Linked DNA regions of Homo sapiens: regions 1 and 2 are each linked to region 3. A link is a loop called in an ENCODE intact Hi-C map of the cell type or tissue named here. Cell type or tissue: PC-3. All regions are shown on one strand.

Region 1 (8,000 bases), 110 kb before region 3:
GTTTGTTGAAACAGGGCCTCGGTCTGTCACCCAGGCTGGGGTGCAGTGGCATGATCATGACTCATTGCAGCCTCAGCCTGCAGGTGGGAGGCTGATCCTTTCACCTCAGCCTCCTGAGTAGCTGGGACCACAAGTGTGTGCCACCATGCCCAGCTAATTTTTGTATTTGAGTAAAGATGGGGTTTCACCGTGTTACCCAGACTGGTCTTGAACTCCTGAGCACAATAGATCCACCCACCTCGGCCTCCCAAAGTGCTGGGATTACAGGCCTGAGCTACCTTGCCCTGCCGCGGCTCTTTTTAAAGTCACAGAAAATCTGTGTCCAGTGGAATTTCCACTCACAACTCACATGCTATATGTATGAGTAAGTAGGCAGACAGAACCACTGTGATTGGCTAATTTAAGAGTTTCCTCCCGAGGCCATGGAGCAGCCCAGGCTCGCTGAAGAACAAAGTCATCAGACCCCAGCAAAAGGGTCTGGTTCTATTAGCAAGGAAGAGGGGGTTAGTGGGTAGGCAGTCAATAGAGTTGGCCACTATTATTATTCCCATTTTATAAGTGAAGATATCCAGACTAAAAAGGTTAAATAACTGAGCAATATCATACAACATTGAATTGAACAAAGTTTCCATGCATTTCCCTTTGAGAAAAACACGAACAAAAGCCTTGTTTTTGGCTATATAACAAACCTGCACGTGTACCCCTGAACCTAAAAGAAAATATTAAGAAAAAAAAAACAACTTGTTTTTGTTGTTAGCAATGATCTAGGTAGGCCAGAGGAAGAATCCTGGCGAAAAACACAGACTGGAGAAAGCTAGGCAAAGTAAAGAATAACCTTCTAAACAAAATATTCCAGAAGGAAATACATCAGGTCCTATAAAGCAATAAGAATGGCATTTAATTTAGACAACCAGCCCTGCATTTCTGCATTGTAAAATATATATATAATTAAATTGCATTTTCCTGACTGGTCATTTAAATCAATTTGGTCTATATAAAAATCTACCCTGGGCCAAGTAATGAGCTAGAGACGCCAAGCATTCTGTGTATAGTATCTGTCAGACTTAAATGAAAACCTTGTTTTCTCTAGAGAGGTAGGTATTTTGTTGATTACAGTACCTGTAAAGAAGAATGGATCATCTCTGGAATTTCTGATTATGAGTTATTTAGAAAATAGTTTCCACTTTCCAGCTCCGGAGGCAGCATATACAGTTCCATTACTGTCGCATTCTCTTTATGGTTGCTGCTTCCTACTTTGGCATTATATTTCAGAGGCTATGCACATGAGGCAGCAATAGTGAAAAAGGGAAATTTCAGTGGAATTGCTGTTATTACAGTGTTTTGACTACTTGTCTCTAAGGTGTATTTCTGTGCATGTTCATCATAACAGACTAAGCATTAATGGTAGGAGTACTTTTTAAAATAAATGATGGAGTGCTTCCTACTCTTAGATTTGCATTTTTAAACAGGAAAGTAAGTTAATTCTAGACTTTGCCAACAGAGCTCTGTTTAAGGAGAGTATTTATCTGATCTATGTTAGAACCATATAAGAAAAATTGTGAAAAAATTTAAACCGAAACCCTCACTTTCATTTTAAAGGCTTTATTTGGGAGAATTAAATTGGTCCTTTGCCGTTTTTTTAAACCTCATGAATGACGGTTGTGTTTAGGGAACATTGCTGTGTATAGGCATTAAGGCATTTCATTGACATTTTTATTTTTTCTTTGGAAAAAAGTTGATATTAAACAGTTCTATGTCTTTTAAAATTAAAATAAGAAAAATTTAAGTAGAGGTGAAAATTCCTAGGCAAAAAAAAAAAGGTCCAACTAGTCTTTTCTTATTCATCTTAAAATAATCATAAAATACTGAAGTGTAGAAAAGTAACATTCAAAGATAACATGTAGGAGAGTGTAGCAGTTAAAGGACATTGGTTTAGAGTCAGAATTACTTGGGCAAATTGCTTAAGCTTTCTATGCCTCAGTTTCTTCATCTATAATGGGAAATAAGATAATATCTACTTCACAAAACTGACAGGAGAAAAATACATAATAAATGTGAAATGTTTATTTAGCAAGGTGCCTGAATTGTAGTGTAATTATTCAAAATAAATATATTATTAGTATAACTTATTGTTATCACAAATCTGCAGTAGAGTATCTTTTATTCTATCCAAGGGATTTGCACCAAATTCTGCAGAAGTGATTGTTATGGCCCAACATTAATCATAGGTGCTCAGACCTTGGAATAAGGCATCCCCTAAGGAAGCCTATTATTGTCGGATGTCGTTTTGACTTCATGAAGTAATAGTCTGGGTTTGTGCTGTTTGTTCAGGAATCCATGTGCTTAGCCATCAATATCTCCAGTTTTCCTTTCCAGCTCAGGATAGGCTTCCACTTCCCAGTCTGCTTTGGTTAGGTGTGGCCACATGCCTTGCCTTGGCCAGTGAAGTGAACAGAAGTGAGGTGCATCACTTCCTGGAAGAAGCCATAAGAACCGGCAGGTGAGTGCAGTGGTTGAAGGATAGAAGTGTTCTCTGCACTCTTAAGCCTGGGTCATACTGTCAAGACAACACAAAGAGCATCTCTGCTAAACCGCAGTGGACATGGAGAGAAAGTGAGAGATAAGCTTTGCTCAAATAAGCCAGAGAGTTTTTGAGTTGTTGCCACAGTATAACCTAGCCTATATGGATTGAAACTCTCTGGTTTTCCCTTCAAACTCTAGAGAAAAAATATATTCTTGGTTACAGTGCAGTAGCTATTTGGATACAATAATTTTAAATGACTATTTTGTGTGTGTGTGTGTGTGTGTGTGTAATGTATTATATGTTAGCATCGAGGGATTTAAGCGAAATAGATTTATATAAATTCCACTTACATTTCTTTTAAAATAGGGTTTATTTCCACTTCACACAGAAGAAATCAACATATCAAAATTACTAGCATATATATGTTTTATTTTTTGTTGTTGTTTGAGGGAGTCCACTGTGATGCCGATGTTAGGACTCTGAACTGCAGGCCTGGTATAATCATTAGGTAATGTTCCCTCTCACTGACAGCCTTACCCAGAATGGTGCCTTGTGAAGCAAAGGAGCTTCCTAAGAGAAGATAACGCGCTGAGCCATGCCCATGGCCTTTGCCTCCCATGAGAAAATAGTCTTCCCTAAGCCCTATTGTGATGTTCCAGTTATAAACAATGGTGCTTAGTACATAGAAGGTCTAAAATGATATTTATTGAATAGATGAGTGGAAGCAGTGCACTGTTCTCCAAATGTCTGGACTCTTTCATGTTTGCATTTTAAAAATAGATGCTGTTGTTTTGTAGATTTGTTTAAAAACATCTTGGTATTAAGACTGACATCTATTCTTTTATAACACTTTACATGTGGTCATGTACCCACAGATTTAGGCTGTTTTATTTTATAGTTTTCACTACAGTTTATTTCACCTGATTATTTCATTTGGGTCTCTAAAATCACATTATGAAATACCTTAATTATTTAAATTAGGAACAGATTAATTATCTCCAGTGTACAAACTCAAATTAATTTCATTATAAACCTGAAGTTTAAATTGATTAATCTTGGAGTGTTTAAGGAATAAAATGGGTTTTTCTTCATCCTTAAGGAGAAAGGCATATTTGATTTGATGAGTCTCTCTTCATCACACCAGTTATGATACTAGGCACAAGATATTTGCAAGAAAACTTCAGATGGATTTTATAAACCAGCCAGAAACCTGTGTGTCTGGGGCTTCTGGGGGAACAATCTGTGAGTCATTTTAAAAAACAAACACACTCATAATCACGGTGCATGTTGTTACCATGGTAATTAGGCCTGTTGAGTTGGCTTGCTTATGTTCCTGCAAAAGCAAGAGGGGGAGAGAAACTGAGAATTCAGAGCTTTGACTATTAGCTTCAATTTGCCTACTGCAGGAGAGAGTGAAGGGGTTTCTCAAGAATGCACTGGCACAGTCATTCTGAGAGGGAAGTGAAGAAACCCTGGCATCCTGCCTTTGTTATTGAATATAGGTTAGCCATATTAGTGTTGGATATTGTGGTTCACAAGGGAGAAAAGGATCATTTGGCATTCTCTTGGGAAAAAGGGGAAAAATAGTTTCTTTCTCTGATATATGACTTCATGTAAGTCTCTAAGGTCAACCTTGTGGAGTGTCTTGTGTGCCTATGCACAAGGTTTTAATGATCCTCTAAAAGGCACCAAATGCTGCTGATGAACATTATTGCAGGTTTAAATGATCTCAGCATATTATTCTAATCTGGTTAGAGGCTAGTTTTAATGAGGCCATTGTTTCAGATCTGATTCCCAAGTAAGCAAGATATCTTTTCTCTGTTTTATGGACTAGGTACGACTCCTTTATCTTGGACAGTCATCTTGTAATGCAGGCCTGTGGGATACAAAGGAGACCAGGGAGGTTATGTGAGCTCTGCCAAATCTATTACTACTCCAGGGGAAAATAAAACCAAATTCTTGGGCTAGTGGAATTACTGTAGGAGAAATCCAGTATGATTCCATGTGAAGAACCAATAGCACCCTTAAATTAAAGGTATGAGTGTACACACAAATCTGTTTTTAAGACTGTTTCTAAATTCACTTTAAGAAGCCTGGGGCCAGGCACAGTGGCTCACGCCTGTAATCCCAGCACTTTGGAAGGCTGAGGTGGGGCGGATCACGAGGTCAGGAGATCAAGACCATCCTGGCTAACGGTGAAACCCCTTCTCTACTAAAAATACAAAAAATTAGCCGGGCGTGGTGGTGGGCGCCTGTACTCCCAGCTACTTGGGAAGCTGAGGCAGGAGAATGGCGTGAACCCGTGAGGAGGAGGTTGCAGTTAGCCAAGATTGTGCCACTGCACTCCAGCCTGGGTGACAGAGCGAGACTCTGTCTCAAAAAAAAAAAAAAAAAACAGTCTGGCTGGGTGTATTTGGCTTACGCCTGTAATCTCAGCACTTTAGGAGGTTGAGGCAGAAGGATTGCTTGACCCCTGAGTTTGAGACCAGCTTGGGCAACGTAGAGACACCCTGTCTCTACAGAAAATAAAAAAAATTAGCTGGGCGTTGTGGTGCACACCTGTGGTCCCAGCTACTACTTGGGAGGCTGATGCAGGAGGATTGCTTGAGCCCAGGAAATTGAGGCTGCAGTGAGCCACGTTCACACCACTGCATTCTAGCGTGGGTGACAGAGCAAGACTCTGTCTCAAAAAAAAAAAAGTCGGGTATCCTCTGAAATGAATAATTATAATGCATTGACTAAAGTTTTACTGCTTAGAATATGCCTCAATCAGATTTTAAAGCAGAACTTTTTAAACTATAGATTTCGTTTTTCCTCTCATATGTGGAAAGAAGATACATGTTTCCCAAACTTTATTCTATATTTAATTTTCTTAACATTAGTAAACAAAACTTAACTTAGTTTTTTTCTGATCATCAAAGTAATTCATACTGATTATTGAAAAATGTGGAAATTATTGAAAATTTGAAAGAAAAAATAAAAATGGCTCCATCTGTTAATTAAATTGTTAGTTGAACTGCATGTAACAGTGGCCTGATTTCACAGTGGCTAACATAAGTTAGAAGTTACTTCTTTTTAATGTAACAATCCGGACGTGGATGGCCCAGGACTGGTAAGGTAGCTGTGCTCCACAAGATCATGCAGGGAGCCAGGCTCCTTCTATCCTGTTTTTCTATCATTCCTATGAGGTTTCTCTTGCTTTCATTGTCTAAGGTGGCTTGTCACAAAGGCTCTGCTATAACCGGCAGGATGGAAGAAGTTGGAAGGGGAGGCCCTGACCCAGAAGTTACACATACCACTTTTGATGCTGTACCATTGAATTTTGTCACATGACTGCATACCTAGCAGCAAGGGAGGTTGGGGAAAGTAGCTATTATTGATATGTAGGTGCTTAGCTTAGAATTCTATTAAAACCATGGAAGAAGACGAGAGCAGATGTTGGGGTATATCTAGCAATTTCTGCCACTTTTGTTATTCTGTTGAACAGAGGAAATATATTGTTTAGATTTTGATGTATTTTCTTCCAGTCTTTATGTATCAGAAAGATACTATGTATAATTATACTAGAAAATGTGTTATATAATACAACTTATATTATGTATATAATACATGTTAGTGCATATATATTAGAAAAATATATTAAGACATAGAAAATATATATTAGAAAAAACATATGTAAATATGTATATTAGAAAATTGTTGAGTTCACACTATATATAATATTTTATATTTTTTACTTTAAAATTTAAATGACAATGCATTTTACATTCTTTTTACTTTATAATAAAATAACCTTATTTTAAGTTACTTTTTAAAGTAACAATATTTATTAATTTTAAAATAAAGTTAAGTAAAAAGAGAATATAAAATGCATTTTTTCATCATTTAAACATTTTTTTCTTTTTTCCGAGACAGACTCTCACTCTGTCACCCAGGCTAGAGTACAGTAGCATGATTATGGCTCACTATAGCCTCACTCTCCTGGGCTCAAGCTATCCTCCCACCTCAGCCTTCCAAGTAGATGGGACCACAGGTGTGCATCACCATGCCTGGCTAACTTTTGACTTTTATTGTAGAGAATATGTCTCGCTCTGTTGCCCAGGCTGGTCTCAAACTCCTGGACACAAGTGTTCCTCCCTCCTTGGCTTCCCAAAGTGCTGGGATTACAGACATGAGCCACTGCACCTGGCCCGTTTAAATTTCTTGTATTCATTGTTTTAAAATTTTATCATGTGGAGTTTCTGTTTTACTTAATAGGTTGAATTATTGATATTTAGGCTATTTCTTAACACCTTGATAATTCTTCTTTGTCCACATTGTGGGTTTGTTTTGGTTAAAGTCATGGAGTGGCATCACTAAAACAATGACTGAGAACATATTTGGGTCCCTTGATAAACAGGACCAGACGGCTTTCCAGAGTAGTTGTGCCAGCTTCCACTATCACCAATAACAAATGAGTGCCGGGCCCAGAACCCCCTTGAACAGGCTTATTTTGCCTGTCCCACCTAGTCTTTGTTACCCAAGGGTTCATTCTCCGAAAATAAGTTGTTTTTAGCCCTTGGCTTTTTTTTTTCTTTTTGCTGTCATTAATCATGAGATAATGGTTTTCTAATAACTTTAGCCCATTTAAAAACATATGGCCCCTATGGTAGTCTGGGAATATAATTGGTTGGGTTGAGATTGTAGCACACAGGCCAGTCTCAAGTAATGTGAGGCCTCTGGAGACACTGATGTTCGTTTGGCCCTAGAACCCCTTGCGAATTTGAGTTCCACCCTCATTCATACTATTCTAGATGTGAGATATCTCTTTGTTCTCAGACACTGCAAAATAGGAATGGGAAAGTGTTCCTTGAGGCTTTAGCAATTCCCTTTGAGCTGAGTGCTCTAAAGCTTTTCAGGAATAAAGAAGCTCATCTACACAGGAACTTTCTCCCGTAGGAACCACACTCGGCACTGGACAAACGTAGGCCACTCTGCCTGATAGCCACAGAGGTCATTAGTGGCTAAGGGCATAGGTGTCTTCTACTTCTAAACAGCCTATAGAAGCTGTGGGTGCCAAAGATACTCTTATAACCACCAACGTGTCCTCCACCCTCCTAAAGGGCCAGATACACACAAACTGTATGCACTCAAACTCTGTCCCTAATACCTGGAGCAAGAGTGTGTTGGTCTCTGCTGCTTTGGTCATGCTCGGAGCAAATTAGATTAGGTCAGGAGGAAAGATTGTTCTTATTCATTCCATCGGTATACAGCCTCTCCCACCAAGGACTCTGCTTCCTCTAGGTTCCTAAGTGGCCTTTGTGTTTTCATGTTTTCTTGCATGCTAGGAGATTTCACAAAGAAAGGGACTCCAATTTCACAAATCTATTTCTTAAAAGAAAGAGAGTTAATAAAAGTTCATTTCTAGGCTCTGAAATGTAAACCTGTGAGACCTCCTGCCCTTATAACTATATTGCCATTACCACCCACCCCCGTT
Region 2 (8,000 bases), 150 kb before region 3:
CTGATGATATTGAACATATTTTCATGCTTTTACTTCCATTCCTATATCTTTTTTGATGAAATGTCTGTTCATATCTCTTGCCCACTTAAAAAAGGTTTTTTTTAAATTATTGAGTTGTAAGAGTTCTTTATATATTCTGAATACAAGTTCTGTATCAGATTATGATTTGAAAATGTTTTCTCTCAGTCTATGGTCCATCCTTTCATTTTCTTAATGGTGTCCTTTGAAGCACAAAAGTCTTTTAACTTTGATAAGGTCCAATTTATTATTTCTTTTATGCATCATGCTTTTGATACTGTTTCTATATTATGTCAAAATAAGAAATTTTATATAAATACAATATTTAATATTATAATATGTATAATATATAATTTTATATGAATATATTTACTATTAAATATACTATGAGGAAAATTAATACCTAAGCTACCTCAATTATTCCTCCTGACATACTTTGTATTTTGTTTTTGTTTTTTGAGACAGGGTCTGGCTCTGTTACCCAGGCTGGATTGCAGTGGTGCAATCTCGGCTCCTGTAACCTTCACCTCCTGTAACCTTCACCTCCTGGGCTCAACCCATCCTCTGGCCTCAGCCTCCTGAGGAACTGGGACTTACAGGTGTGCCACCACACACAGCAATTTTTTTTTTTTTTGTATTTTTGGTAGAGATGGGGTTTCATCATGTTGGTCAGGCTGGTCTCTAACTCCTGGGCTCAAGTGATCTGCCCATCTCAGCCTCCCAAAGTGCTGGGATTATAGGCGTGAGCCACCGCACCAAGCCCTACTTTGTATTTTGAATAGAAGCAACAGCAGTGATGGGATTCGTACTCCAAACCTCAGCGTCACACAACATTCCCATGCAGCAAATCTGCACATGTATCCTCTGTATCTAAAATAAAAGTTGAAATGTTTTTAAAAAGAAGCAATGGTAGCACTCTGTTTTAAACTAATGTTAATGTTCTCAAAGCCACAGTGGAAGAAATCCACTACATATCACCTAGAACTGGAGATCTAATCTGACAGGTGGGCCACAGTACTAATAATGTGAGCACAATTCCTATACAAAATTTTATTAAACTGTATTAGTTGAGCAGACAAAACTACACAGACACTCTTCTCTCTGCCTTGTTCCTTCTTGTACTCTGTTTCCTGTTTGTGTTTTTGTCATTTTCCTTTATGTGTGTATGTGTGATTTTCTTTCCTGCCTTTGCTGGAGCTGTCACCATGTGGATGGGAGACCCTCAAATCCCCAGACAACTGGTTTCCCAAAGGGTTGCTGGATTTGTTGCTTTTTCATTGTTCTGACAAGAGCTATGTGCCTGCCTTTGTTGAGTGGTAAATACGTGTTGGAAGCAAAAGCATCACTAATATAATGCTTTATGCTACTGAGGCAACTTTCTCATTAGTGCCTAGCATACTGAGCAAAGAAGCTGGGTTCCAGAAATAAATAGAAGTGAGCTGTTGACAGCATGAGCAGAGTCCCCTTTTTACATGGCAAGAAAGAGAGAGAGAAAGATCTTAATTCTGAATACCAAATTAAAAAGCCTTTAAAAGAGGCATCTGGAAGGATTTACTCCTCCTTCTGAATCAGCCATCAGTGGGCAGCAAGAACTGAGAAATGATGCTGTCATGTATATGAGAGGGTGATAGGAAAAGGGGGAGAGTTAGAGTCTAGTGAGGCTGAGGGTTGCAGGAGAGCATGCAGAGCCAGCAAGAGCGGATGGCTGAAGGTACTGTGGCCCTTCCTATCTGTGGGTTCCCAGACAGGGATCAAAAATATATATTAAATAAATAAATGACAACAATTTTAAAAATACAAATTTTGAAAAGAAAATATAACAACTATTTACATAAGATTTACTTTGCATTAGGTATTATAAGTAATCTAGAGATTATTTAAAGTCGTTGGAGGATGTGCATAGATTATATGCAAATTTTAAGTCAGTTTCCATCAGGGACTTGAGCATCTGCAGATTTTGGTATTGGTGGTTGGGAGGCAGGGGTGGTCTCCAGAACCAATACCCCACCTCGTGAGTATTGAGAACAACTGTATACATGCCATTAATCATGCTGAGTGCAGTGATGTGGGTGGCGGAATGGAGGCATTGACCTGAAACAGGAACACCTCATTCTCTGAGATGAAGGGATAAGAGGGAAGCAAGGGTGTGGCTACAGATAAACTAGTTATTTGGATGGAGTAAAATATAGAAAGAAATCACACTTGATGGGACCAACGTTACTTGCTGAAGTAGGAGATGAGGTCAGCTGAAGAGTTCAAAAGGGTGAATTAGAATGGTGAAGTTTTGGAATTATCAGTGAAGGAGAGAAAAGAGAAACCAAGGATAAGTTAAAAGACCCATAAATAAGCACAGCTGGGATTAGGCACAGAATGAGATGGCTATGAGGTTTTCTCCAGCCATGCTTGATGTCTAGCACTTAGGAGCAATGAGAAGATAAGTTGACACAGATCCGAGGTTTCCTGGGGGAAGGAGCGAGGCTGACACAAGGTGAGAGGTGTAGTTCAGGTAATTCACCACACCCTTCAAGGTGGGCAGGTAAGGAAGGGAGGCTAGACGGTGACAGCAGCAGTTCCCAAACTTACCTGTATGTAGAATAATCTGGGGATCTTTTAAAAGTTCCAAAGCCCAAGCCACATCCCAGGTGAATTAAATCACAATCCCTAGGAGAAGGGCACGGGCACAGATGTCAATACTCTTTAAAGCCTTCCAGGTAATTCTAACATGAAGACAAGTTTGAAAAATATTGGGCACATACACTAGAACAGTGCTTCTCGAAGTGTAGTCCTCAAACTGGCAGTATCAATATCACCTGGGAACTTGTTAGAATTGCAAACTCTTGAGCTCTACTCCAGGCTTATCAAACCAGAAATTCTGGGAGCAGGGATTCCGCAATCTGCCTTAACAAGCCTTCCAGGTGATCCTGATACCTGCTAAAGTTGGACAATCACTGAATTAGGAGGAAAAGAAGAAATCCTGGTCCCGGTGATCCCTCTGAGAACAGATGTAGTGAGAAAGCTAGGAGTGGTATTTTTTGATGTCATACAGTTCCAGACTATAACTAGCTCAGCTTTGAGACTTGAGGTCAAATAATTAAAGCTGTGATTAGTGTGTTGGATGTTCATCCACGTATATGTTTACATATCCCAGAATTACACGCAGTGGAAAAGCAGCACCGTGGAGCTGGGTGATTCCTGAGCCCAACCTGTGCCTCTGGTCTAGGGGCATGCAGGGGAAATTGCAACCTCCAATGGAAAGAGAAGCAAGAGATGGTGTACCTTCAGGCAAAGGTAGGCTTCAACAAATGGTGATGGAAGGATACTGCAAAGAGGAAAACGTTGAAGTGTTTATTCTCTGAGGGAATGGTGGAAAGAGTAAAGAGCTTGGAGAGAGAGTCTGAGAGTGGGAGGACTCAGGAGGGAGCATAAAGCTGCGGAAGATGAGAGAATAACCCAGGATAGATGTTTGGGTTGTAGACGGTTGGGGGAAGGCAAGCACCATATGCCTTGGGGGCAGTGGCCATGGATTCTCGGGATGAGAGGCCTCGGTAGAACTGACTAGCTTCCTCAACATGAGTTATTTGGTGCCACTGTGGCTGATTGTGCAGACAGTCCTGCCATCATCCCCAGGGGAGCTGAGTCACTGTGTGGTGAAAGCCACAGTCTCCGGCAAGGCTGCTTTGTGCTGGGCAGGGAAGCTGCAGGGACTGGGGAAGCCACCTCAAGGTGAACAGGAGGTGGCAGAGCCTGGTCTGCGGTGAGCGCTTTCACACAGTAGGGAAGTTTTCCTACTTGCCTGAGCTCCGGATTGTTTCCCCCAGCAGGGAGCTGTGCCTGCCTGAAAATGGTTCCAGGGCACAATTGTTATCATAAAGGAAAGCAGGACCAGAAGAACCTTGACAACTTTTTGATATTGCTTATCCTAGCTCTGACTGATAAGGGGGCAGGAGGAAAAAAGGAGGGAAGGAATAAATCAAGGAGATAATCACAAAACAACAAGGAGATAATCACAAAAGCAGAAGAAAACATGTTGTTTTCACTGGGCTGTGGTTGGCTTATGATATCTGTCTGACTCACGGCCACACTGAGGATTCTGGAATGCATTCTACCCAGGTATGAAGTAGGCATCCTAACGGCCACAAGATGTAGCTTAGTTTACAGACCCATCAAGCTGCTTGGGTTGGTCTAAGGCTGGACTGTGAAGCTGGTGAAATTTGTTTCTGACTCTGCTATTTTCAGGCCTCTTCTCCTCCCCAGAAACCCTTCTCCTTGGTTTCTCCTGCCCCTATAGCCCTGCCCTCACCCTTCAGGAACACCCCAGGGGCTCAGGGCTGGGGACGGCAGAGGCTTAGCCCCACTACCTCCCCGCTGCCTGGCAGTTTGATGTGCAGACGTGACAGGCCCTCTGTCTCAAGATATTAGCTCTCTTCCACCATCACACTCCCCAAACCCTCTTGTCACCATTCTTGGGAATGCCAAGGTCCACAGTGATGATACTTTGATTCTTTGTTGCTCAGGAATGATAGTCACAATATTTAACAAGTGAGCAAAGGCACTGATAGGTAGAACAGACACCAGCTGTGAACACCTCAGTAAGGCAGCAAGGCACATGCTGGCCAAATAGCTGCATCCTCCTATCCACCTAGCCTTTCAGTCCTCCAGTGACCTGGTCCTCCTGTGCCTCAGCTGTCCACTCCCAGGTGTATAGCCTAGACTTGTTACCATCCACAGCAGCACCTTCTCAGTCATCATCTGCTGGCTTTCCAGCTTATCTCCCCAACTCCCAAAAGTTCTTTAAATTCAACAGTGCTTGGACACACCTGCAAGCTATTGATCATACCACCTTTTCACTATCTGTTACAAGGCCCCCAAACACTTACTCCCTCCTTACCTAGCTCAGATTCCAGAGCTCATCATCATTATGTCCTCATCTTACTTGTCTTTCTTTTGCTCCAGGGTACTCACGTGTCAACCCCCATCCTGGCTAAACCCAACTCATCTCCTACTACAGACCTGCATTTGCATAACTGCTATTTCCTACCATCCTTATAAATAAAAACCCTATCTTGATCCCATATTGCCCTCCACTGACCCATTCCCTTGCTCTCTTTTAGAGTAAATCCCTTAAAAAGAAGTATCAATCTACACTGTCCCCAATTCCTTCCCTGTCATTCTCCATTAAACTCACTCCTGTCAGGATTTCACCTCCACCACTCCAATTCTGCTCTCATCAAGACCACCAGAGACATCCACTGCTAAACCTAATGTTCAGTTCTCAGTGTTTATCATATTTGACCTATGCTCCTAGTTGATCACTCCCTACTTCTTCTTTTTTTTTTTTTTTGAGACAGAGTCTCACTCTGTCACCCAGGTTGGAATGCAGTGGCACGATCTCAGCTCCCTGCAACTTCCGCCTCCTGGGTTCAAAGGATTCTTCTACCTCAGCCTCCCTAGTAGCTGGGACAACAGGCGTGCACCACCATGCCTGGCTAATTTTTGTATTTTTAGTAAAGATGGGGTTTCACCATATTGGCCAGGCTGGTCTTGAATTCCTGACCTCGTGATCCGCCCACCTCAGCTTCCCAAAGTGTTGGGATAACAGGCGTGGGCCACCATGCCCAGCTCACTCCCTACTTCTTGAAGTGCTTGATTCTTTTGACTTCCAGGATTCCTAACTCTCCTGGGTTTCCTTCTCTACGATTAGCCATTCCTTTGTAGTTTTTTTCTGGTTCTTTTTCATCTTACTGATTTCAAAATACTGGAGTGCCTCAGAACTCAGTCTTTGGACCTCTTCTCTATCCATACCCCCTTATTGAGCTCATCTCCTCTCATGGCTTTTAGTACCATCTTTGTCCTCATAACTCCCAAGATTATATTTCTAGCAAAGACTCCTCACCTGGACTCCAGTCTCAAATGCCAATTGCCTATTGGACATCTCCACTGGATGGTTCATATTTATCACGTCCAGAGTGGAGCTCCTGATCTTACCTTCAATCTGCTTCTCCTGCATGTCTCCTGGCTCAGCAAATAAAAATGCTCTATATCCTTCTAATTAAGCCAAAAAGCAGAGTCAATTCATGTCTTCTTTTCACTTGCAGACTCTACATTGAATCCATAGCAAACTTTGTTGGCTCAACTTTCAATATGTATTCAGCCGCTAACCACTTCTCATTACCACTTCGACTGTGGTCCAAGCTGCCAATGTTTTTGACCTGAATTACTGAGATAGCTTCTTAATAAGCCTCCTTGCTTTCATCATTGTCCCCATTCCAGTCAACTCTCGTTACTGCAGCAAAAGTGCACCTTTTCTAACATGAGATTATGTAGTTGCTCCTCTAAAGTCCTCCAAAAGTTGTCCATTTCACTCAAAATTTCAGTTCAAAAGCTAAATAGTTAAAATGGCTGACAAGACCTGACAGCACGAGCTGTTTCTCCACCCTATTTGTCTCCAACCTTCTGTCCTGCCTCTCTCTCCTTTGCTCATGCCACATGATGGCCTCCTTGCTAACCCACAAATGCACCAGGCATGCTCCAGCCTCAAGTCCTTTGTATACTTGCCATGTTCTCTAACTGAAATGCTCCTCCTCCAGATCTCTGCTTTGCTAGTTCCCCAACTCCAAAAATTATTTAACTCCAACAGTTTTAATGTCACATTCCCAGAGGCCCCTGCGTTTAATATTACTATAAACCTCCTCCTCCTTTGTGTTAGCACATTCTAGCCTCCTTCCCTTTAAAAACATTTTTTGCCAACATCTAATTATTATCTAACATACTGTATTTGTTTGTTTATTACATGTCTCCCCCAGTAGTATATAATCTGCAGGAGGATGGGACAGGAATTATTGCCTGTATAGATCACTGCATAGTCCCCAGTACTTAGAACAATGTCTGGCACATGTACTGTGCTCAATACATATTTTTCACATGAAAGGATGATATAAATGAAAAGGACAGCAAGGGGGACAGCCTTGATCCATAAAATCTAGACTGTCGGTATCAGAAACCACAAGCAATAGGGAGAACTATGGTAATAAAAAGGGGTCATGAAAGAGCTATATGTTTGAGCAACCAATTCTGAGAGAAGGAAGGGAAAAGCTCATTTCTTTGTAGTAGTTAGAAATTATCTGGCACTTTTTCCTTCTCATCTCATGGTCTGTAAGGAAGTGGACTTCAAAACAAAACACACTTGATATCACTAGAGAAGCTCTACTATAACTGAATTACTTCATGACCAATGCCAGCATAGTGTTATTTTGAAAAATAAATCGCAGTCTAACATTTAAAAAGTAATATAAAATTTTTGATGAAGTCTCATAAAGTGATACCAAAGTGAAATACATTATAAAATATGCAGCATAATTCCTAAAGATTCTCTTCTCACTGTCAAAAGTATTATTTTCAAAATTTAAAAAGAGAATTCCTATACAAATACATAGTGAACATGTATCAAAGTTTTATTTTAACTCATTAAAATGATGGGGAGGCTGGGCTGGCAGCTTATACCTGTAATCCAAGCACTTTAAGAGGCCAAGGTGGGAGGATCGCTTGAGCCCAGGAGTACGAGACCAGCTTGGACAACATGGCGAGACCCTGTCTGTACAAAAAATACAAAAATTAGTCGGGCATGGTGGCACACACATATGGTTTCAGCTACTCAGGGAGCTGTAGTGGGAGGATCACTTGACCCCAGGAGTTCAAGGCTGCAGTAAGCCATGATTGTGCCACTGACACTCCAGCCTAGCCAACAGTGAGACCCTGTTACAGGGAGAAAAAAAAAAAAGAAAAGAAAAAGATGGCAAAGCTATTTCAAATGATGATAAGAGAATTTAATGTGTGTATATATATAGTCAGTGAAAGCAAAAATAAATGGAGAAATATGATTGCTAATTAGATACAAAACTATTACAGGGCAATAAACTGCTATCTTTGGGGTTATCTTTTCTACTTTAGAAATAATTTGCATCACTATAGAGCAAAAATTATTC
Region 3 (8,000 bases):
AGGTCCTTGACTCAGGCTCTGCTTTGCAGGGATCTCAAAGTAACTCACCCCTACTTTATAGATGAGGAATTTAGGGTTTAGAACGGTTGACATTTCTCTAAATTCCCATTACCATGAAGTGGCAGACCAAGGATATAAACCTAGGTTTGTCCCGATTCCAAAGATTTAATTCTTAACCATTATCTTATGGTGTAAATTGGAATGTAAGTACATAAAAGGGAGGTGATAATAAAAGCTCTGAGTCTGTTCTTATTTATAGAATAAGCGGATTATTTATAAACTTCAAATCTCTGAGTTACTTCTCTAAAAGGAAGAAATCAGTGAGCTCATGTCAATATTTACATTTTCTTCACAGTGGTCATTTGGTACCTAGAAAGTATCAGCAGTAGCTTCCAGGTTCATCTTGCACTGAAAATATTTCCTGGTATCAAGGAGCCTGTGCAAGGAAGAACAAGAAGAGTGATTCTAACAGGGAAGGCACAGAGTGTTTTTTTTTCTTCAGGACTTTCAGGAAGGAAAACTCTCTTCCTTTACTGACTACTCTTCCAATACCTGCTTTTCTGTCATCTTAGAGCCCAGTGACCCTCCAAGGGTCAGAAGCAGGGTCATCTGAGTAAGAGTAGAAGCTTCCAGAGACTTCACTCTCCAAGCCGTGATTTGAGAAAAGGATCAAGAACGAATTCTAGGACAAAGGCCCTTGCAAATGCAGTTTCAGGGACTCACTCAGAGCTTCTTTGGGAAAAAAGAATGGAGCTTATCTCCTTCCCCCACCGTCAATCTACTTCCTGTTCCTACTCCAGGGATATACGATGTCCCACTCAAGCTTGTAACACAGAATCCCAGCACAGATCAACAGATGCTGCTACACATGCACACACTTGCGTATGTGTGCGCCCAAGGAAAGGCTGTTCCGGAATGCTTAGGAAAGCCAATTGTCACTCTAAGAAGGGACCAGCATGATGTACTGGCATGCCCATCATAAAAAAATCACTACTCCCACCTCTAGGTTGTCTTGGTTTACTTTATAACAGCAGTTCTCAAAGAGTGTTCCAGTAACTCTTGAGGGGACTTGAGCCGCTTTCAGGGAATCTGCAAGGTCAAAACTATTTTCATAATATTATTATGATGTTATTTGCCTTTTTTACTTGCCTTCTTTCATGAACATAATTGGATATTTTAGAGGCTACATATTGACGTCACAACAAATTGAATGCAAATGCACATACAAGAATCTGTCTTCTCTTAAGCCAGACAATAAAGCAATTTGCAGAAATGTAAAACAATGCCACTGTTCCCACTGTATATTTTCTTGTTTTGAAAAATATAGTTATTTGTCATAAGAATATGTTATTTATGTTACCATGTAATGGGCTTGTTATTGTTATTTTCAATGAATTAATACATTTTTTTTTGAGATGGAGTCTTGCTCTGTTGCCCAGGCTGGAGTGCAGTGGCATGATCTCAGCTCAATGCAACCTCTGCCTCCCGGGTTCAAGCAATTCTGCCTTAGCCTCCTGAATAACTGGGATTACAGGCACAGGCCACCATGCCCAGCTTATTTTGAATTTTTTTAGTAGAGACAGGGTTTCGCCATGTTGGCCAGGCTGGTCTCGAACTCCTGACCTTGTGATCCACCCACCCCAGCTTCCCAAAGTGCTGGGATTACAGGCGTGAGCCACCATGCCCAGCCTCATAAATACATATTTTTTAAATTTTCTCAGTTTTAATTCTAATATGGCAAATAACAAGAGCTACAACCCACATAAGCCAAAGCCCTGATAATTTTAGGAGGTCCTCAATAATTTTCAAAAGTGTAGAAGTCCCTAGACCATGAAGTTTGAGAACTGCTGTCTTATAGAATGCCTTTGAGTTCCACTCCCTACTTTCCAGATGGGAAAGTTGAAGTGCCATTCAAAATTATATAGAAATGTAGTGGCAGAGTCATGAGTAGACCGTAAATGGAAAGAGGAGATGATTCAAAAAGGCAGCATAGAAGTGTTTTAGGTCATTCCCTAGGACCACGTTCGAATGTTTTCTAGGAAAACGTTCCTGAATTCAATTTCATAATTAAACAGCATATTGAAAGACAATTTTCCACAAAAACAAAAGCGAAATCATGACTCTCACATAGGTATTAAATGAACACGTCAAAGATTTTCTCTAACTCATTATTAATAAGGAAACAAGGCAGATGTTACCAGTGGCCAAAGCAAAAATAAATAAAAGAGATTTAAAGATCAGGAATACTGAAATGAATTTGCAAATGGGTGCAAAATTGGCCTCTTTCACAAAGGAGGAGACAAGTCAGTTAGGCCTCCACTAGACATGATTCAGTTGCATGTCTAAAACAAGGATTCTTTTGCATTGCTATCAGTTATCTACAATTTACAGTTACGAAATAGCTCAAAGGCAAGGAAAGGCACTGAGCTCCCACAGAATCAGAATTAGATAATTCCGAGTCAAGTGCTGAGGCTCATGCCTGTAGTCCCAGCTACTCAGAAGGCTGAGGCAGGAAGATCGGGCTGAGGCGGGAGGATCGCTTGAGCCCAGTCCAGCCTGGGAAACATAGCAAGACCCTGTTTCTAAAAACAAAAAAGAGAAAGAAAAAAAGAATTAGATAACTTGGAAGAGTAATACTATAAACAATGCATTGTTTTCTATTGAAGTACCGGTTTTTCCTTACTTTTGAGACCACTTCAGGTGCCAGGCACTGAGTTAAGCTAAGTAATTCAGAAAAAAGAAGAACTTAGTTTGTATCCTGTTCTCCAAGATCTTACAATCCATTCCTATTACATCCCATCACTAACACTAAAGAGCACCTCTTTTCTCACAGAAAGACATGGCATTTCTTAGGGCTTATCTCTATCTGTTGGGTAATAAAAGCTAACATCAATTTAGTGCCTACCGTGTTTTGGCTCTTAACACCCTCCCAAAAGCCTTATCAGATAATAATATCCCCTCACATTACAGAATAGGAAACAGAAGCTAGAGAGTTAAGTCCCATGTCCAGAATCTCAACCGGTAAGGTTGTTTTGAGGGCCCAAACCTCAGAAGATCCAGCTCCACCTTCACGCTCTCCCTTAATCTGGTGCGAAGTCAGCAAAGGGACTCCTCGTTGGCAAGAAACGCATGATGCAGTTAGTATTCACACCAGAAAGGGCAGTCATTTTGACCCTTGAGAATCATGTGTTTTTATTAAACCCCTTAACTCAGTCAGAATTTTTAACAGCACTTTGCTTAGTAATAGACATGGTAGGACCTGAAAGAGATGTTTTGGTTCCTTCATCTTTCTTGGTGGATAACTATTTCTAGACGGTCTAGGAAGAAGAATTTATAAAGGTATTCTCTCAGAGAGACATGGGCATTACAGATGGAGTTGAGAAGTTGTGCCGAGGGTTGGCTCAGAGCAGGAACTGGCAAACCACAGCCTATGGGCCAAATTTGGCTGGTTTTTAGATGGCCTATTAGCTAATAATGGTTTTACTGTTTTAATCATGGAAAATTGTTTAAAAATATTTTGTGACATGAAAATTATAGGAAATTCAAATTTCAGTGTCTATAAATTTTCATTAGAATACAGTCACACCCATTAGTTTCATGTTTTCTGTGCCTGCTTTTAAGCTACAAGGTTCATGCCGCAAGACAGCTTTCTAAAACAGATTTGGAAACCAGGGTGATGTTACAATTGGTCAAAGCAAAAATTTAAAAAGAGACATTTAAAGATCAGGAATACTGAAATGAATTTCCAAATGGATGCAAAACTGGCTTCTTTACTGAAGGGCAGACAAGTCAGTTGAGCTTCCACTAGACAGGATTCAGTTGCATGTCTAAAACAAGAATTCTGTTCCATTGCTATCAGTTATCTACAATTTACAGTTACAAAATAGCTCAAAGACAAGGAAAGGCACTGAGTTCCCACAGAATCAGAATGAGATAACTCAGAGCCAAGTGAAATGGCACGTCTGCAGTTCCAGCTACTCAGCCAAATAGTTCTTCTATTTGCAAGATTGTCATAGATACTGTATGGCCTACAAAAGTGAAAATATCTATTATCTGGCCTTCTACAGAAAAAGTTTGCCAATTCTGGCTTAGAGTGACCTTCTGTTTCAGAATAATTTCTCAGAAACACCAGAGTAAGTAGCTCAGAACGACTTCAAGATGGCATGTCCTAAAGGCCACAGGGCTCAGAATTACTGGGGGAAATTCTGTTATTTCAGGAGACTTGGTAAAAAGGCCAAACCCCACTAGAGGCTTGAAATCCTAGCCTGAATACCACTTTGGGAAGGTTCTCCGCTAGGTTTCCCGCAATTGGCACCGCTATCACTCCATGGCTGTTCTGGTTCATGTTCTGTGGAAATCCACTTGCCTTTACCATTCTTTACAATAATTACAGCTAAGTGGTGCCTCCTGTGTGGAATTTGCCATCCCTGACCGGAACAATCTTGCACATCGTTCTTCTTTCTCAAGAGCGCCCTCTGCTGGTCAGTTCTCAGAAGGCGCCACATCATCGCGTCTTTCGTCTGCAGATGCTCTTTGCAGCCAGAAGCCGAAGGTCATTTTGATCTAGAGAAGAAAGCATTTTGGCTATTGTCTCCATGGCTGTTCGAATTTTCATTCGAGTACATAGGCATTACTGCGTCAAGATGTAGAACTTCTTCACTGTAGAAGACGCTGAGAGAACAAAACTCCCTTTGAACGCAAACCTTTGAATGCAAAGTAATAATCCCTTAGGTAAGCAGGAAAGGCCTAGGTAAGCAATGCCCTGCTGCATGCTGGATCCCCAAATTACTTGATAATAAGGCAAAGCTGAGTGCATAGTTTCCACCATAAGGAAGTCTCAATAGGAGGAAAACAGGGTCTTATTTATGAAGACTCTGACGTCTGGTTTAAGGGAGATCTTTTAATGTAGGAGAGGGAGGTTGGATTAGAATTGGGTAAGGATTGTGACATAATAGTTTAGGATTGGTGGACACATCAAGGGAATGTGAATCTAGGAATGTAAACTGTCTGTTGATGACTTGAGACTTTCCAGAAAGTTCTCCCATGAAGCATAAAGATTTGCAACTTGGCTCTTCCAGGGCAAGAGTCTCTGGACTAGTAAAGTTATGGTCTTCAGTGTGATGAAATAGTAAATAGCTGGTTAGGGTTCTCAGCCTCATAAGATGGTGAATGTCATCGAGGAGGCCAATTGTGAATAGGATGTGAGTGTAGCCATTGCCCTGGTGACTTAGTACAAAATGTTGGGCCCGCTCTGGGCTTCCAGCTTTGTTAGGGGTGACTGGAAGTGTGTTTATACCTCTTTCAGTATGTTTGGACATGGCAGCTCTGCAGCTATAAGGTAGTCCACTAGGAAAAGGGATGATCTTTCTAGGCTGCTACGATACTGGTTTGACATGAGCATCTATGTTAGGCTGGAAGGTGCAAAGTGAATGAGAGACAGACCCTTGGGATCCTGCCCCAGCTGGGGAGGAGCTCTGCAGAGGCCCACATTAAAAAGCTACTGAAGGTGCACAGTGGACAGTGCCCAGGCTTGGTTGGATGTGGGGAAAAGTCAGGGAAACCTGCACATGGTTGAAGTCAAAACTGAGATTCAAAGGGTGATGGGAACTCACTAGGCTGGGAAAGGATCAAGGGAAATGCAAGAGAACAAGGGGGTTTATTGTGGAGGGTGAAATATTGACTTTTAGCCATGTTGGCTGTGAGGTAGAGAATGGGGCTAGCCCAAGAAATGCAAAATTGGAGCTTCTCTGAGAGGTGGGGATTGAACAAGTGGGTTTATACTCATGTTTAGGCAGGGAGAAAGAGGAAGGCATGGAAAATCCCTGGAAAAGCTAAAATAACCAAAGGAAAGAGCATAAATCAAGAGTAGAGGTACACACCCCCAAGGGAAAACTGTGATGCTTATGCTGCAGCATCAGTGGCTGATGAAAGCTGGCCAGCTTCAATGTTCCTATGCTTCTCTCTCTAGGGCCAGAGATTGTCAGAGGAGCCAGAAAACTATCTTGGGACATGAGCTTGTCCCAACGTCTCGGGGCCACCTGCCCAGTGGAGAGGGCCATGGACAACACAGAGGAATGTGCTTGAGAAAGGAAGGAAAAGAACTCCCCCACCTCACAGAGTAGGACCGAGGAGGACAGAGAAGGTAATTAGTTTTTGTGGAACAGAGGATTTGGCCTATTTCTTACTCCGAATTTAGTCAACTCAATGCCCGAAAGGTTGGGAAACAGGAGTGGGAAAGAAATTGTTCCAAATGAAGGCTGCCTCTCGGGGGATCCTGCTGTGCAGGCTGCAGAAGCAGGGGTCTGCCTGGGCTGTTGCTAAGGTCTCAGGGGTTGAGCAGAAACAAATGAATGGTCCTGAAGGGAGGAAGGACAGAGCAGTGGCCCAGGAATGGGCCCAAGTTAGGAATTCGTGTGTAGAAGTCAGCACAATGAAACCCACAAAGTTCTCTGCGACAGCTGTTCTCAATCTTGAGCACATCAGAGTCACCTGTAGGGCTTGTTAAAACACAGATTGCTGGCCCAACCCTATGGCTTCAGATTCAGTAAGCCTGGGCTGGGGCTGGAGAATGTGCAATTCTAACAAGTTTCAGGTGATGCTGTTGCTGCCACTCAAGGGACCAGCACTGAGAACCATTGGTCTATGAGATCCCCAAAAGGAGTTGCTGTGGTTTGAACATCCTCCAGAAGTTCATGTGTTGAAAGCATGCTGCAGTGCAGAGAGGTGGGTCCATGTTTGCCATCCTTTAGGTAAGCAGATGAGGCTGAGCTGCCCAGCTTCACAGGCCACACTGTGGCAGAGGATCAGTGTCCCCCGGGCTCCTGAGGCGATGGAGCTCTTGTCACTTGGATAGTGTGGGAGCAGTGGGAGTTTCCTGTATGACTAAGAGCAGTACAGCCCTGACACAGAGAACCTGTAAACCTGTGCACCAAGAACCAAAGAGTGGATAGAGATGAGAATGGCCCAGGGGACACCAATGTGGGTCTACAAGGACGTGGAAGTGATCTGCTAACTACCACTCATTCCTTGGCATGTCAGAAGTACCCCCAAATTTAGGCACAACTCCTGAAAAAGGAGATCATAATGGATTCATCACAGATTGACGGTGATTTAACTTATAAATTGTGTGGAAAAGAAGTTCAAATCAGAAATTAGGTTCCCATGTGTGGTCTGTTTTGTATTACTTCCCTTAGCAATGCCTGGAATGAATGAACAGCCTAGGACAGACTTTACTTCCCAGGGTGCTATCAAAGACTGCCCATCTCCAGGAGATCCATACTTTTTTTAAAAACCAAATTCCAACTATTTCCTAACTGTGAGGAAAGGGTGTGAAAATGGCAGCAGCTTTAGAAACATACTCCACTGAGCTCTAAAGTCTGAGGCTGCCGGAAAGTTGGGCTCATTGGGGAAATAGCTCAAACCCTCATTAACAATCTAAATTATTTATTCCTACCTAGTCATTAGTGGGACCAATGAGGTCAGGTCTCAGGTTCCACCAATGCCACTAGGGAAACTCTACGTGATTACAGCTGGAAAGGGAAGGATGACAGAGATTTCTTTTCCCTAGCATTTGCTAACACCCACACCCAGCACTGAATATTAGATACCGAGCACTAAATTCCCAGGAGGCTGCTGCTCTTACTCGCCAACGCTAAAGTAGGAATGACCCAGCAAACATGAGAAATAAAGAGAAACAAGGTGTTCAAGTAGAAATGGGTATAAAGAGCAAAATTTTTCCCTTTATTATCAAACCTCAATATAGTAGCATATTTACAATATTTTCCAGGGAGCTTTTTAAAAGAAAAGATGTATAAAGAAACTATTGTGCTTTTTCTGAGCCTAGGACAGGAATTGAGGCCAGAATCTCACTGGAAAATTGAAAAATCTCTTTGAATTAAAAGAGTCACAGTGGTGGAGCTGGGAAGTATATGTCTTGTCTGCTAGCAGCTATATTCCTCCCTTTCTTTCTCATGCACTTTTTCTCTCAGGCTTAGAATTTG

The links. A loop is a pair of places that touch in the nucleus more often than their neighbours do. Peaks named below come from ENCODE experiments on the same cell type or tissue, not always from the same donor. Only the 100,000 strongest peaks of a DNase experiment are listed, where the experiment ranks them.
Region 1: a loop joins it to region 3, with 5 times the contacts of the local background. A loop is called at or near these places in 30 of 110 quality-filtered maps.
Region 2: a loop joins it to region 3, with 7 times the contacts of the local background. A loop is called at or near these places in 13 of 110 quality-filtered maps.

What each region holds. Positions count from the first base shown.
Region 1 is chr14:51,869,524-51,877,523 of GRCh38, forward strand. All of the region lies in intron 1 of GNG2 (G protein subunit gamma 2), which reads left to right. Among named protein-coding and RNA genes, the nearest start is that of GNG2, 13 kb to the left of the region's middle. In PC-3, no CTCF peak of the experiment used is centred here; a DNase peak (open chromatin) is centred at 3,838; H3K4me3 peaks cover 602 bases; H3K27ac peaks cover 2,287 bases.
Region 2 is chr14:51,824,502-51,832,501 of GRCh38, forward strand. It overlaps LOC101927598 (a long non-coding RNA gene), which reads left to right. Exons shown (of 8, transcript XR_002957605.2): 8 at 484-518. It also overlaps a transcript of GNG2 not described here. Among named protein-coding and RNA genes, the nearest start is that of GNG2, 32 kb to the right of the region's middle. In PC-3, a CTCF peak has its summit at 3,809; DNase peaks (open chromatin) are centred at 3,660 and 4,110; H3K4me3 peaks cover 1,065 bases; H3K27ac peaks cover 1,475 bases.
Region 3 is chr14:51,974,807-51,982,806 of GRCh38, forward strand. It overlaps LOC105370497 (a long non-coding RNA gene), which reads right to left. Exons shown (of 3, transcript XR_007064166.1): 3 at 7,720-8,000. Among named protein-coding and RNA genes, the nearest start is that of RTRAF, 11 kb to the right of the region's middle. In PC-3, CTCF peaks have their summits at 4,486 (motif pointing left) and 4,698; a DNase peak (open chromatin) is centred at 4,455.